Linked DNA regions of Homo sapiens: region 2 is linked to region 1. Evidence: chromatin contacts called from ENCODE Hi-C data. All regions are on one chromosome and are shown on one strand. The core of a region is the stretch at or near the end of the contact, and the rest is flanking DNA. Distances in the headings are between cores, read along the strand shown.

The links. Hi-C counts contacts between places; a loop is a spot of excess contacts on that map. Pooled maps may share reads with other maps.
Region 2: a map of CD8-positive, alpha-beta T cell shows a loop between it and region 1 (7-fold over the local background). The contact joins the promoter of SLC66A3 here to the promoter of KIDINS220 in region 1. A Hi-C loop is called at or near these places in 2 of 168 maps with a recorded cell type or tissue (CD4-positive, alpha-beta memory T cell and CD8-positive, alpha-beta T cell) and 6 of 50 pooled maps.

Annotation. Positions count from the first base shown.
Region 1 is chr2:8,833,572-8,839,828 of GRCh38, forward strand. KIDINS220 (kinase D interacting substrate 220) reads right to left here and starts at 4,042. Exons shown (of 30, transcript NM_020738.4): 1 at 3,909-4,042. RefSeq lists silencers at 4,099-4,158, 4,169-4,218.
Region 2 is chr2:11,152,118-11,158,330 of GRCh38, forward strand. It overlaps SLC66A3 (solute carrier family 66 member 3), which reads left to right and starts at 3,350. Exons shown (of 7, transcript NM_152391.5): 1 at 3,350-3,572. The coding sequence starts at 3,430. It also overlaps a transcript of CIMIP5 not described here. RefSeq lists an enhancer at 181-681 and silencers at 2,937-3,416, 3,527-3,766.

The sequences.
Region 1 (6,257 bases), core at 2,792-5,291:
AGGAATGAATTATTTTCTTTCGTTCTATACCAAATACCCAACACTTAGCTTAATAGCTGGCCCATACAAGACACTATATTTCTTGAATAAATGGACATCAGTTGAATCTAATGTCCACAGCACTTTCTCTCTAATGGGAATATAAGGCTATACATTCTTTTGCACAATTAGCAAAAAAATTAATGTCTTGCCACCCGTTTTGAAAATGGCAGATGTAGCCAACAGCAATGTCAGAACAAAAAATTTATGTTGTAGTAAGTCCATTTTTAGAACTTGCCAATTTAATAGGCAAAATCTCTAAATGTATTCAAAATGCTTTCACCAAAAGGCCAATCGGTTAATAGACGCACCCTATAACTTTTCTCCGGTTACAGACACAGTGCATGAAAGCAACAATAGTGCCATGCTGCCCAAGGCTTACTTATTTCTTATCCTCCAGATACGACACAGTAAGTTCCTGAATGTGGCCCCTCCCATGGTTCTCTATCTCCAGCCCCTCTTCTCCTCCTCCCACTTAAGTCTCCAGCAACAATCACCCCTGTGCAGTCCCCAGAGCCTACCCTGGTGCTGACATTCCTGGGCCTGGGTGGCAGCGCTTGCCCCCTCCACACAGAGGCCTAAGTGGTCCTCCTGAATCGTGTCTTCTTACAACCATTCTGTGCTCAAAACATCCCAACGGTTGTCCTCTCACTCAAAATCCCAGATCCCTACCAGGGCCAAGGCCTTGCTTGATCTATTCCACCCCTTCTCCACCTCCCTAAGCTCAACTCTTGCTGCTCCTTCTCCTTGACTCTACTCAGGCCACAGTGACTTTCTGTACATACGTCACCTGATCAGAGCTTCTCTGACCACCGTGTATAAATGGTGTATACCATTTATACGTGTATAAAACAGCCCTCTCCCCCTCTACTATATCCCCCTTCCACAGCCCTACTTTAAAGGTCTTCTTTATAACACCTAGCATCACTCCACATACCACATACTTTGTTTTTGGTCTGCTTCCCCTAGCCAAACAAATGTAGCTCAATGAGAATAAAGACTATCTGTTTTGTTTACTGCTGAATCTCCAGCACTTAAGAGAAGTGCCTGGTACACCACAGAACCCAGTATCGGTAGAATGAATGGACATGCCCAAGCTGATCCAACCACCTGTAATGCCTGACCCAACTTTAACATTCTTAACAAGCCAAAACACACCCTTCAAAACCCCCCTCGCGGGTCACCTATAAACTAACTTATGTATGTATATGTATGTATGTATGTATGTATTTAGTTATTTATTTTTATTGAGACAGGGTCTGGCTCTATTGCCCAGGATGGAGTGCAGTGGCACATTCATAGCTCACTGCAGACTCAAACTCCTGGACTCAAGCGATCCTCCTGCCTCACCCTCCCTGAATAGCTGGGACTACAGGTGCATGCCAACACACCCAGATCATTGTTTACATTTTTAATTTTTGTAGAGACAGGACTTGCTATATTGCCGAGGCTGCTCTTGAACTCCTAGCCTGAAGTGATCCTCCTGCCTTAGCCTCCCAAAGCACTGAGATTACAGGTGTGAGCCTGCATGCCCAGCCTTGAACTAATTTATTAAGGGCTGTCTCTCTCCTTCATTCTTACATCCCCAGAACCTATTACAGATCTAGAACAGGTAGAAACTTAATAGATAACCATCAAATTAAATAACTGCATAGGTATGCTAAAGATACCTCTTCTGAAGGACTTTGCCCACCCACAGCCCCTGCTACCCTCAACAGCCATGTTCTCTAGCATCAGCCATTCCCAGGGATGGGCATATGATCTGTGGCATGAAACTGTTGAAAAAGATAAGCTGGGCCAATCAGACTTCTCTCTCTAGAACTGGGAATTAGAAACCAGAGACTGGGCCAATCAATATGGGTCACACATAAAATGATACAGTTCTGAGACAGCCAATCAGCAAAGAGAGAATACAACAGATATGAACAGAAAAGAGACTCCTCCTAAGTAAGAGAACAAATGTGGCCCCTAAGAGGAGGTCAGGGCTGCAGTGAGCCAAGATCACACCACCTGCACTCCAGCCTGGGCAACAGAGCCAGACCCTGTCTCAAAAAAAAAAAAAAAAAAAAAAAGTTGCCCCAGGGAGATGTAGAAAATGGAGGTACCTGGGATCCTGACTTCTTTCTGACTCTCATTCAATCCTATTATCTCCTTTTCCTTGAAGTAAAAGGTTTAAGTTTCTACTGTCTTCTAAACAGCCCTGACAAATACAGTAGCACATAAAATGGAGAAACTGACCGTTCTTGAGCAAAAGCAGGAAGAAGGGGATGGCACATTCATACATGATCCTATAAAAATTAATCTGGCAGTGTATGTGACCCAGACTGGAAAAATACAAAGAATCAGGGCCCTAGATACCAGTCAAGGAATCACCAGACAGTACACAAGAGAGGCAGTGGGAATAGAGAAGAAATGAGGGATATTAACTTGAAAAATATAAAATCCCTGACATTTGAACTTTCTGAACTACCAAAATATCCAGAAGAGATATTCTGGATATAAAGATAAAACTATGTGACTGGTTGGAAAAGAAAACAGGTGGAAGATGACCAGATGCCCAGCATAGGTGACTGAAGAATGGAGCTGCCCTTAACCAAAAAAAAAAAAGCAGGAGAAAGAGCAGACTTTTCTCTACTTAAGTTATGCCTCCTCCCTTCCACCACCCCAGCTGGGCGAATGGGGCTTTGGCCAGGCTGAATTTGAAGTGTCCCAAAAGAACTAGGTTGGAGAAACCCACCCAATACTTGGAAAAAGATACCGTTCACACTGTGTGTGAATGATCTGGAAATTATTCACACAAAGGGTGTAGAACAAGGATTCTCAAACTTGTGTGCACCAAAATTATTTGGGAAGCTTGTCAAATACACATATCCCTTGAGCTCCTCCCCGGGAGAATCCCATTCCCTAGATCTGGGGTGGTGCCCAGAAACTGACATTTTAACAAGCACCCCAAAATGATTCTGATGAAAGTAGTCCATGCTAGTAAAGCTAGAAGAGAACAAAGAACACACCTGGCCACGGCATTTCCCAACCTGGGCTCTGCACTCAATACCCCACGGTGGTTTAAAAAGGTGTAGATGTCTGGTCCTCAGTGTTGTCAAAATGTGGACAGGAACGAACCTGAAGGGGTGATTCCCGAGCCACACCTCAGGCCGAAGGAATGGGAATCTCTAAAACGCTAAGAAATCTACATTTTTAACAAGCGCCCATAGGGAGCAGAGATGGCTGCATAGTTATTCATAAAAAAATTTTTCATCGGTTTAAACCTGTCAACTTGAAAGAATAAAAATTCCAACATTACAAAGTGATGAAGAAATTATTTCCCTATAAATAAATCTTGGAGGCGTGGAAATCAATGGCTTGCACTATTTTGCCAGGCGTTTAAAAGCCTGCACAGGACAATGGAGCAATGGAGCCCACGATAAAAGCAAGGGAGAAAACAACACCTCCCGGCCCGTGGAAGCCTAGGAGGAGGAACCTAGAAAGACTAGCGGTACCAGCTAAGGGGGCTCTCAAGGTGGTGGATGTGCCAGAGGCTGCTTGGCAAAAGAAAAAAAACGGTTTTACCAACACCCTTCACCCCAACCCACCCGAGGGGCCCCTCAGGAGACAGACCACCAGAGACTCCAAGGTCGGAGACCTTCCCGGCGCTCCAGGAAACGCGGACTCGCCCCGAAAGCCGGGGCCCGAGCGTCCGGGGCCCGCGCCATGCCCTCCCCGGGACCCCCGGTCCGAGCTCGCCCCTTCCGCGCACTCCTCGGCTGTCCCACCTCCCCGCCCGACTCCCCGAGCCCGGCCTCGCCCCCGACTCCTCCCCAATCCCGCGGCAAAGCTTCGCGGACCGGCCTCCACACTGACGGTCTCCCAACCTGGTCCTCAGCTCCGGCGGAACGGGCCCGCTCGGCTGCAGGCGATGTCAGAGGACGGGGAAGCAAGAGACGGCGACTGCAAGCGCGTCGCCCTCACCACACCCGGCGGCCATATTCTTCCCTCTCCGCGAACTGACAGATCACGTGCCCTGGGTAGGGGAGGGACTCCGGGTTGCCACGCCCCCTGGGCGTGGAGGGGAGGGGCGGGGCGGGGCGTAGAGCAGGCGGGGCTGGAGGGGCCGCGGGGCGGGGACACCCAGGACAAGCGCCCCAGGCAAGGTTTTTCAGTGTCAATGTCACTCTTATTACAGTTAATTTATTATCCCTATTTTCCATTATAATCAAGCTTATTCAGAGAAATAAACATCAATTATATCTTCAGAAGAAACTGCACATACATAAGAAATGAAAGCCCGCTCAGCAGCCTTCTTCCGGATCCAGGAGCGAGACCTCTGCCTTTCGCGGGGCCTGTAGTTCACACTCCTTCCAGGTCTCCCAGCACCTCCCCTCACCTCCTTCAGCCTCCACATTCCTAGGCCTTGCTGCCAACAAGCGTCAATCTTGATTTTTGAAAAGGTCCAAGGATGATTACGACGTGCGTAGGTTGCGAACCATCGAAAAGCACCCACCAATGTGTCAACCTGGCAACTCAGGAAAAAGCCAATAAGGAGCCTGACTTCATCAGAAGTTGGTGCGGGGTGGGGACAATGGCTCACTCCTGTAATCCCAGCATTTTGGGAGGCCAAGACGGAGGATCACTTGAGCTCAGGAGTTTGAAACCAGCCTGGGCAACATGGAGAGACCTCTTCTCTACAAAAAAAAAAAAAAAAAAAAAAAATACAAAAATACAAAACTTAGCCAGGCGTGGTGTTGCACACCTGTAGTCCCAGCCACTTAGGAGACAGAGGTGAGAGGATCACTTGAGCCCAGGAGTTCGAGGCTGCAGTGAGCTGAGATCACACCACTGCACTTCAGCCAGGGCAACAGGGCAAGATCCTATCTCCAAACAAACAAACAAACAAACAAAAACGGAAGTTGGTGTGCCCCTCATGAAACAAGGAGCGAACACCCCAACGTGTACAGTGGAGTCCTAAATGGTGTGATTTCTTCGATAATGACTTGCTAAGGCCAGCCACTGTTGTAAACAGGGCAGGGTGGGTCAGGCGTTGGGGGTTAGAAGTATGGTAGGTGTATTAGCCCGTTTTCACACTGCTATAAAGAACCACCTGAGACAGGGTAATTTATAAAGAAAAGAGGTTTAATTGACTCACAGTTCTGCATGGCTGGAGAAGCCTCAGGAAACTTAAAATCATGGCGGAAAGGGAAGCAAACACGTCCTTCGTCACATGGCTGCAGGAAGAGAGGTGCCCAGCAAAAGGGTCAAAAGCCCCTTTTACATCCAACAGATCTCGTGAGAATTCACTCACTATCACGAGAACAGCACGGGGGAAACCGCTGACGTGATCCAATCACCCCCGACCAAGTCCCTCCCTTGACACGTGGGGATTATGGGGAATACAATTCGAGATGAGATTTGGGTGGGGTCACAGAGCCAAACCATATCAGTAGGATATAAGGATGAAGCCAACCTTAGAGTAGGGGAGAAGACAAGGAAACAGGTTAAATGTGCGTTATTTAGCACAGCCTTTCTGAGTCCTGACCATGTCCTAGGCACAGTGCAGTAAGGAGGTAAGCACAGAGGATGGAGTTACCAACTCTGCTTGGGGTCCACTAGGAAGGTTCACAAAAGAAGGGACCCCCCCCCCCCGCACCTCCAGCTGTATCTGAAGTATAGTTTGTCCATCACATCAGTTGGATGGGGCTAGGAAGAATGTCCAGGTCGGGGAACAACACTTTGGAAAAGAATAGAGATGAGAAGGAGGGTGGCCCAAAGTTCCAGGAACTGTCAATATTTGCCAGCCTTGGGGCTGGGGTGGCAGCATGGGAGGGGGCAGTAGATGGAGCAGGGGTCAGCCTCTGAAGGGCCTTGAGTGTTAAGTACCATTTGGGAATTTGTTCTAGGGAAATAGAAGGCCACTGAAGGGATTAGAAGAGTATCAAATTTGTCCTATGGAAATAGAAGGCTGCCTCCCCCAGCATCCACTACCCTTCCCACCACCCCCCAACCCCATCTTTCCTCAGCCTCCAGCTGTTTCCCTCAATCCCCTCCATCCTCCTCTTATCCTCTCACTGCTTCCTCCACCCTCTGCCCCCACATCCTCCCCCAACTCTCCCCACACCCCTCTTCCTCCCATCCCCCCCTCTGTCCTCCCGTCTTCCTCCAGCCACCCAAGCCTCTCCAATCCTCCCACCACTTCCCCTAGTCCTCCTTCTGTCCTCCCTCATCCT
Region 2 (6,213 bases), core at 2,100-4,599, 2.3 Mb after region 1:
ATCCATCCAGTGCAGGGGCTGCAAAATACCTCAAGCACTGATCTTAGGTTTTACAATAGTGATGTGATCCCCAGGAACAATTTGGGAAGGTTCAGACTCTTGCAGCCAGAGGCTGCCTGACCCTAAACTGTCATTTCTAATCTTGTAGCTAATTTGTTAGTCCTACAAAGGCAGACAGGTCCCAAGGCACAAAGGTGGTCTTTTCGGGAAAGGATTATTACTAATTTTGTTTCAGAGTCAAACCATAAACTAAATTCCTTCCCAAGGTTGGTTCAGCCTATGCCCAGGAAGGAACCAGGACAGCTTAAAGTTTAGAAGCAAGATGGGGTCAGTTAGGTCTGATTTCTTTCATTGTCATAATTTCCTGTTATAATTTTTGCAAAGGTGGTTTCAATGAGACTCCTTGGCCAGCTTCAGTCAGGGAGCTGATTCACTCTGTGCAGCTGTGGCCCAGGAGTGGGGTTAGGGTCCTGTAACAGATTGTGACCAGGGTTGCCATGTAGCTGGGGAGGAGGCAGAGGTCTCTAACATGGGGGCACTATCTTGTCCTGCAGAGATATCCCAGTGAGTGTGCACTGTAGAGACCCCCGTCCAGACACTCCCCAACCTCCTGAAGGGACAGAGGAGCCTCGCAGATCAGCTGTTTTGAGGCCATCCTCCAAGCAGAAGAGCTGGCATGCTCTTGAGATGTCCCGCTGGGCATGGGGGCTGAGACCCAAACGCCTTCCTGCATGGCCCAAACCTGGCTCCAACCTAGGACCGCCCCCATCCCCACAGCTTCAGGAGCAAAGCCAGTGCCCACAAATCCCAAAAAGGTTTTGCTAGTTTGCACCTGGTGGGGAATGACCATATACGTTGAGCACCTATTCTGTGCCTCTCAATAACCTTCTGAGCGGGATGGTTCTCCCCTTTTAAAAATGACGCTGAGGAACAGGGAAGTTAAGGTCTGTCCAAGATCATGCAGCCTGTAGGGGCCAATGCTAGGAGGACAGCTGAGGTCTGCCTAACCCCGAAGGGCCACACACCCACATCACTGCATCCTGGTCTTCACGCAAAGTAGCCAGGGAGGGGTCTAGGAGCCAGGAAGAAACCTCTTCCACAGCCCTGCCTCACCCAGCTGACCCCCAGAGCAGGCGGCTGCAGTGTCCTGGGCCAGGAGCAGCATTTGTTCCACAATGGAGGAGGCCACTCCCTGCGTGGTCCTGGGGGCACTCATACCTCTCAAAGGCCCCTCATGCTGCCTGCATCCCCAAGTGCTAGCGCAGGCTGACCCCAGGTGGGAGCAGTTCCCTCCTAAGGCTAGTCCTGGGGGCCCAGATCCTGGCCAACCCCTGGAATAAAGGCTGGGGCAGAAGGGGAAGAGGAGGGAGGGGGATTCCACTGCCATGTGGCAGGAACCAGGCACTTCCAACCAGGACCACCTCCTTGCATCAAGGGACCTATCACATGGCATGATGAAAGTAAAACACCTGGCACGCAGGAGGCACTCAACAGGTTCTAGATGTTCCTATAGTCATTGCTGCTGATGCTTGTTAAAAAGCTCTTTACGCTGGGCGCGGTGGCTCATGCCTGTAATCCCAGCACTTTGGGAGGCCAAGGCAGGTGGATCACCTGAGGTCAGGAGTTCGAAACCCCGTCTGTACTAAAAATACAAAAATTAGCCGGGAGTGGTGGCACATGCCTGTAATTCCAGCTACTTGGGAGGCAGAGGCAGGAGAATCACTTGAACCCCGGAGGTGGAGGTCGCAGTGAGCAGAGATCGTGCCACTGCACTCCAGCCTGGGCGACAAGAGTGAAACTCCGTCTCAAAAAAAAAAAAAAGCTCTTCTCTATTTTCTTCTTCAAAAAATTTATATACATATTATTTATTTATTTTTGAGACAGGGTCTGGCTCTGTCTCCCAGGCTAGAGTGAAGTGGCGCGATCTCGACTCACTGCAACCTCCGCCTCCTGGGTTCAAGCCATCCTCCTGTCTCAGCCTCCCGAGTAGCTGGGACCACAGGCACGCGCCACCACGCTCGGCTAATTTTTGTATTTTTAGTAGAGGCGGGGGTTTCCCTATGTTGCTCAGGCTGGTCTTGAACTCCTGGCCTCAAGCAATCTTCCCGCTTCGCGGGGTCAATAACGATCAGTATCGATCTAGCCAGGGCAGGTCCAAGCCGTTTCCTTTAAGGGTTCCCTTCTGAACATCCTTTTCTCATTTAGACTTGGGAGGCAGGACTCAGCACCTGTTTTTTTTTTTCCATAGGCGGAGGTGATGGGCCGGTGAGGCTGGAGAGAAAGAGCCTCGGCCAGAATTCCGAACTCCGAAGCTGACCCAGCTCCCGTCCCTCACACTTCCCGGCTGAGATTTATGGCACAAAACCAGGGATCGTGGATTCTGGCATTGCATTTTGGTGCTTTTTTGCCTGCTTCATAACCAGGCCCTAATACACAGGCGATTTTCAGAGGTTGGAAAATGCGTCCTTCCCTTTCCCTCAGTTTGTGGCTTAGACGGCCACGTCCAAGTTACTTTATCAGGAGAAATCCTTAAGAAACAGTTTCACTGTGAAGTGCTCAAGTTCAAGGCTTCCGGTGGCCCCTCAGGGCCCACGCCGCTAGGAGGGAAGCCTTCAGTCCCAGGCTGGAGACAGGCCGCGTGCTCTGAAAGGGCACAAATGAGGCGACCCTGGGGCTCTGGTCCCAGAAAGTCTCTCCAGCCTGGTTCCCCACCTGTAAGTCGGGAGGGTGCACTCAGCCCTTAAGCAGGAGGCTTTAACTCCTGAAATGCTTAGTGAGAGAAACTAAAACACTTGCAGGGAGGGAAAAATCCCGGCAGAATGGCCCATCCCCCGGGGCCATTTGCCTCTCGGTCCACCCAACCCGTGGAAAAGCCGGACTTCCAGGGCGGCTCCCGGCGGCGGCTAAACTATCGGGTGGCAAGAACGCGGAAATGCGAAGCAGCTGCTGGTGGAGCCCGCAGGCCAGGGTGGGACTGTCGCCCGGGGCGGGGCTAGGAGGGGAGGGGCGGGGCGAGGAGGGGCGGGGCGAGGCGAGGTTGGCCACGGGATTGGGCTAGGTGAGGCCGACCGGGAGGGGGCGAATCTGGGGGCGGGGCGAGATGAGGGTAGTCCGAGGACTGAGCGAGCCCGGGCGGGCCCGTAGGCGAGGCGAGATGAGGCTGGCCAGGGGGCGGGGCGGGCCCGGGCGGGAGGGGCGGGGCGGGGCGGGCCCGGGCGGGAGGGGCGGGGCGGGCCCGGGGGCGGGGTGCGTCCAGGGGAGGGGCGGAGCGAGGCGGGTCCGGGGCCTGGCGGCGCGCGGAGGGGCGGGCCCTGGCCGGGTGGTCCCGGGCGGATCCCGGGAAGGCGGAAGGCTTCGGCAGAGCTGCGCCGCCGAGGCTGAGCGGTCCCTTCTCGCTGCGGCCGCCCAGGTGCCCGCGCCCGTGGCGCTATGGAGGCGGCGCTGCTGGGGCTGTGTAACTGGAGCACGCTGGGCGTGTGCGCCGCGCTGAAGCTGCCGCAGATCTCCGCTGTGCTAGCGGCGCGCAGCGCGCGGGGCCTCAGCCTTCCGAGTTTACTTCTGGAGCTGGCAGGGTAAGGCCCGGGGCGGCCGGGGCTGCCTCCTGCCCCCTCGCAGCTGCTGCCGGCTGGGAGCCCAGGAGAGCCTCGGCTCGAAGTAGGGCGGGGATGATCCCCGCGCGCCGGCGTCGCAGCTGGGCGGCCGAGGGTGAACTAGGGAGCCTAGGGGCTCGGGGTGCTCTTCCCACGGCCACCCGCCACCCGCGTACATTGTTTCTCACCAAGCCCCGCGTGGCACGAATTGATTGCGCACGCCCATTTTACAGATGAGAAAACAGACCCAGCGGAGGCAGCCCTTGGTGCGCTAGTGACAAAACCTGCTGGCCCTGAGCAAGGCCATTTGCACCTCGAGGCTGTCATATTCATTGTCCCTAAACTCACCACGCACCGTCAACCTCGTTCTCGGGCCTCGGTTTCCTCACCTGTGAAATAAGGGGTTGAACTAAGAATGTATGAATCTCTTCTCTTCTCCCGGTGATTGGTGGGGAATCTTTCCTGGTTATTTAATGAGATTCCTTGGGAGAGGGTCTTAAGACAATTGCATTTCTTGTAGAAAGAAGTTTCCTTAGTCATCTGTAAGGAAGTTGGAGAGTCTCTGCAGTTGGGAAGGGGTGACGGAAAGGTCGTTAAATCCTTGATTCTGAGGCAGCTTCTAAGGCTTTCCTATTCAAAGTATTCATCATGCCAGAGCGCCAAACTTTTGGGGTATCATTTTTGAGCCCCAACAATAGGAAAACACATACCTCAACCTAGTGGTCTCGCCCCTTCCCCCTGGCCAGGCCAGGCCTTCCCCTTTGCCCCCCGCCATCACCCAGTGGGGTCTGAAGCCTGGTCCTCCACACAAGCCTTCCTGGTGGGCGGGGTGGGGGGTGCGGCATACAGGATGGGAAGAAGCCAAGGGGTGCGGGGGAGAAAGAGGAGACCTCAGGTGTGGGAGGGTGAGGGGTCCCACTCAGGCTTTGGACCCCGCGCCGGCCCTATGGAGCCCGGCCCTGGGCACAGTCATCCAATAGGGGGCTTTGAGGGGAAATTTTTGGGAAAGGCTTGCAGTGGGAGGGACTGTGACCTCTTCCAGGCTTGTGAGTGACTCTACCCTGCGGGGTGGGGAGGGGGGGGTCCCAGGCTGGATGGCAGGGTTGAGAGGCACCCAGGGGAGGTGGGCAGCATGCGTTTCAGGTTGGTGCCACCACCAGGCTGGGAGCAGAGAGGCTGGAGCGATGAGGTTGTGGCAAAGGACACAGGCTGGAAGTGGCTGTGGTGACTGTTCAGGTGGGAGAGGGGACAAGGGCATGAAAGCCAGGAGTGGGATTTGGCCTCGGCCCCTTGCTAGGTCCCTGAGCTGGGGAAGCTGAAGCTGGACCCATGAAGGAAAAGAAGCCAGGCTGTCTGTAGAGTCTATAGATTCCCTCCTGCCGCCAGCCCCTAGGCCTGCATTTCCACCACTTTTGCAGCATTGCTTGAAAAATGCAAACCCTCAGAGATACGCAGGTGAGGGCTCCTATTAGATCTGCCAGCTGTCACCTCTCCCAGCTCACCTTAGTGAAAGCTAGACCTCTGGCAGTGGAAGGATCTTCCTGGGCATGGGAGCTCAAGGGTTGGGTGGGGCAGCAGCTTGCTGCCATCCCTGCTGGCCTGTCTAAGGGTCTTGCAGTTGATCACGTGCAGGTAAAGGGGGCTCTGTCGGGGCTGGTGCACCAGCTCTGCAGCCTCCAAGCCAGGGCCAGGGCCAGGCACACAGACTTCTGTAAAATGGGCTTGGCTGTGTCAGGACCCATCCTCCTGGCCCTCCTGTCTCCCTGCCTGCCTCCCTCATGCCCTTCCCAGCCTTGCCTGGGAGGCCCACCTGGGGCTGGCCATGCTTGCCAGCTGGGCCCCCGGGCCCCTGACCAGATCAGGCAGCAGCCGGAGTTAGAGCAGAAGGAACCCCAGGGCTGTCGCAGTCAGCCACCTGGAGGGCACGGGCCCTCTTTGGGTCTCCATTTGAGCAAACTAAGAGCCTGGTTTTGAGAGCACTGAGTCAATTGGAGCATGAAGTGTGTCTTAATAATGCCAGAAAAGCCTTTTTAGTGTGGCTTGGTGTGAAGGGCAGGAGCCTCTGCCCAGGGACCTGCCTCTGCCACCCAGGGGCATTCCTTGTAGCTGGAGCCTTCCCCCTCGCAAGTTCCCAACCTTGCTGCTTCTCCTGCCTCCAGGGCTCTGCTGGGCTCTGCCTCCCTGCTCTCTGCAGCCAGGAGCCTCCTGGAGCACAAGATTCATCCAACCTGCCCTGCCTGCAGCCTTCCATGGACTGCGGCCCTCCCACGGTGGACCCTTAGGCTGTAGAGCCTTGGCCTCTGGGTAGGATGCCTTTGGAGCCCACCCCTTGCTCCAGGTCACTTGTCCCCCAGCCTGGGTGGGGGTACGTTTTGTTTAACCCTCTAGTAGGTGTTGAGGGAGAAAACTCCAATGGCTGCATGGAGCAGATGGGAATGGAAACAAATGGGGCTGTGTCAGATGCCCGGCTGGCATGATTTTATTATGATAAGCACTATAGCGATTACTTATTAAAAGAAACTTTAAAGGGACAGGCATGGTGGCTCATGCCTGTAATCCCAGCCCTTTGGGAGGCCGAGGCGGGCAGATAACCTGAGGTCAGGAGTTCAAGACCAGCCTTGCC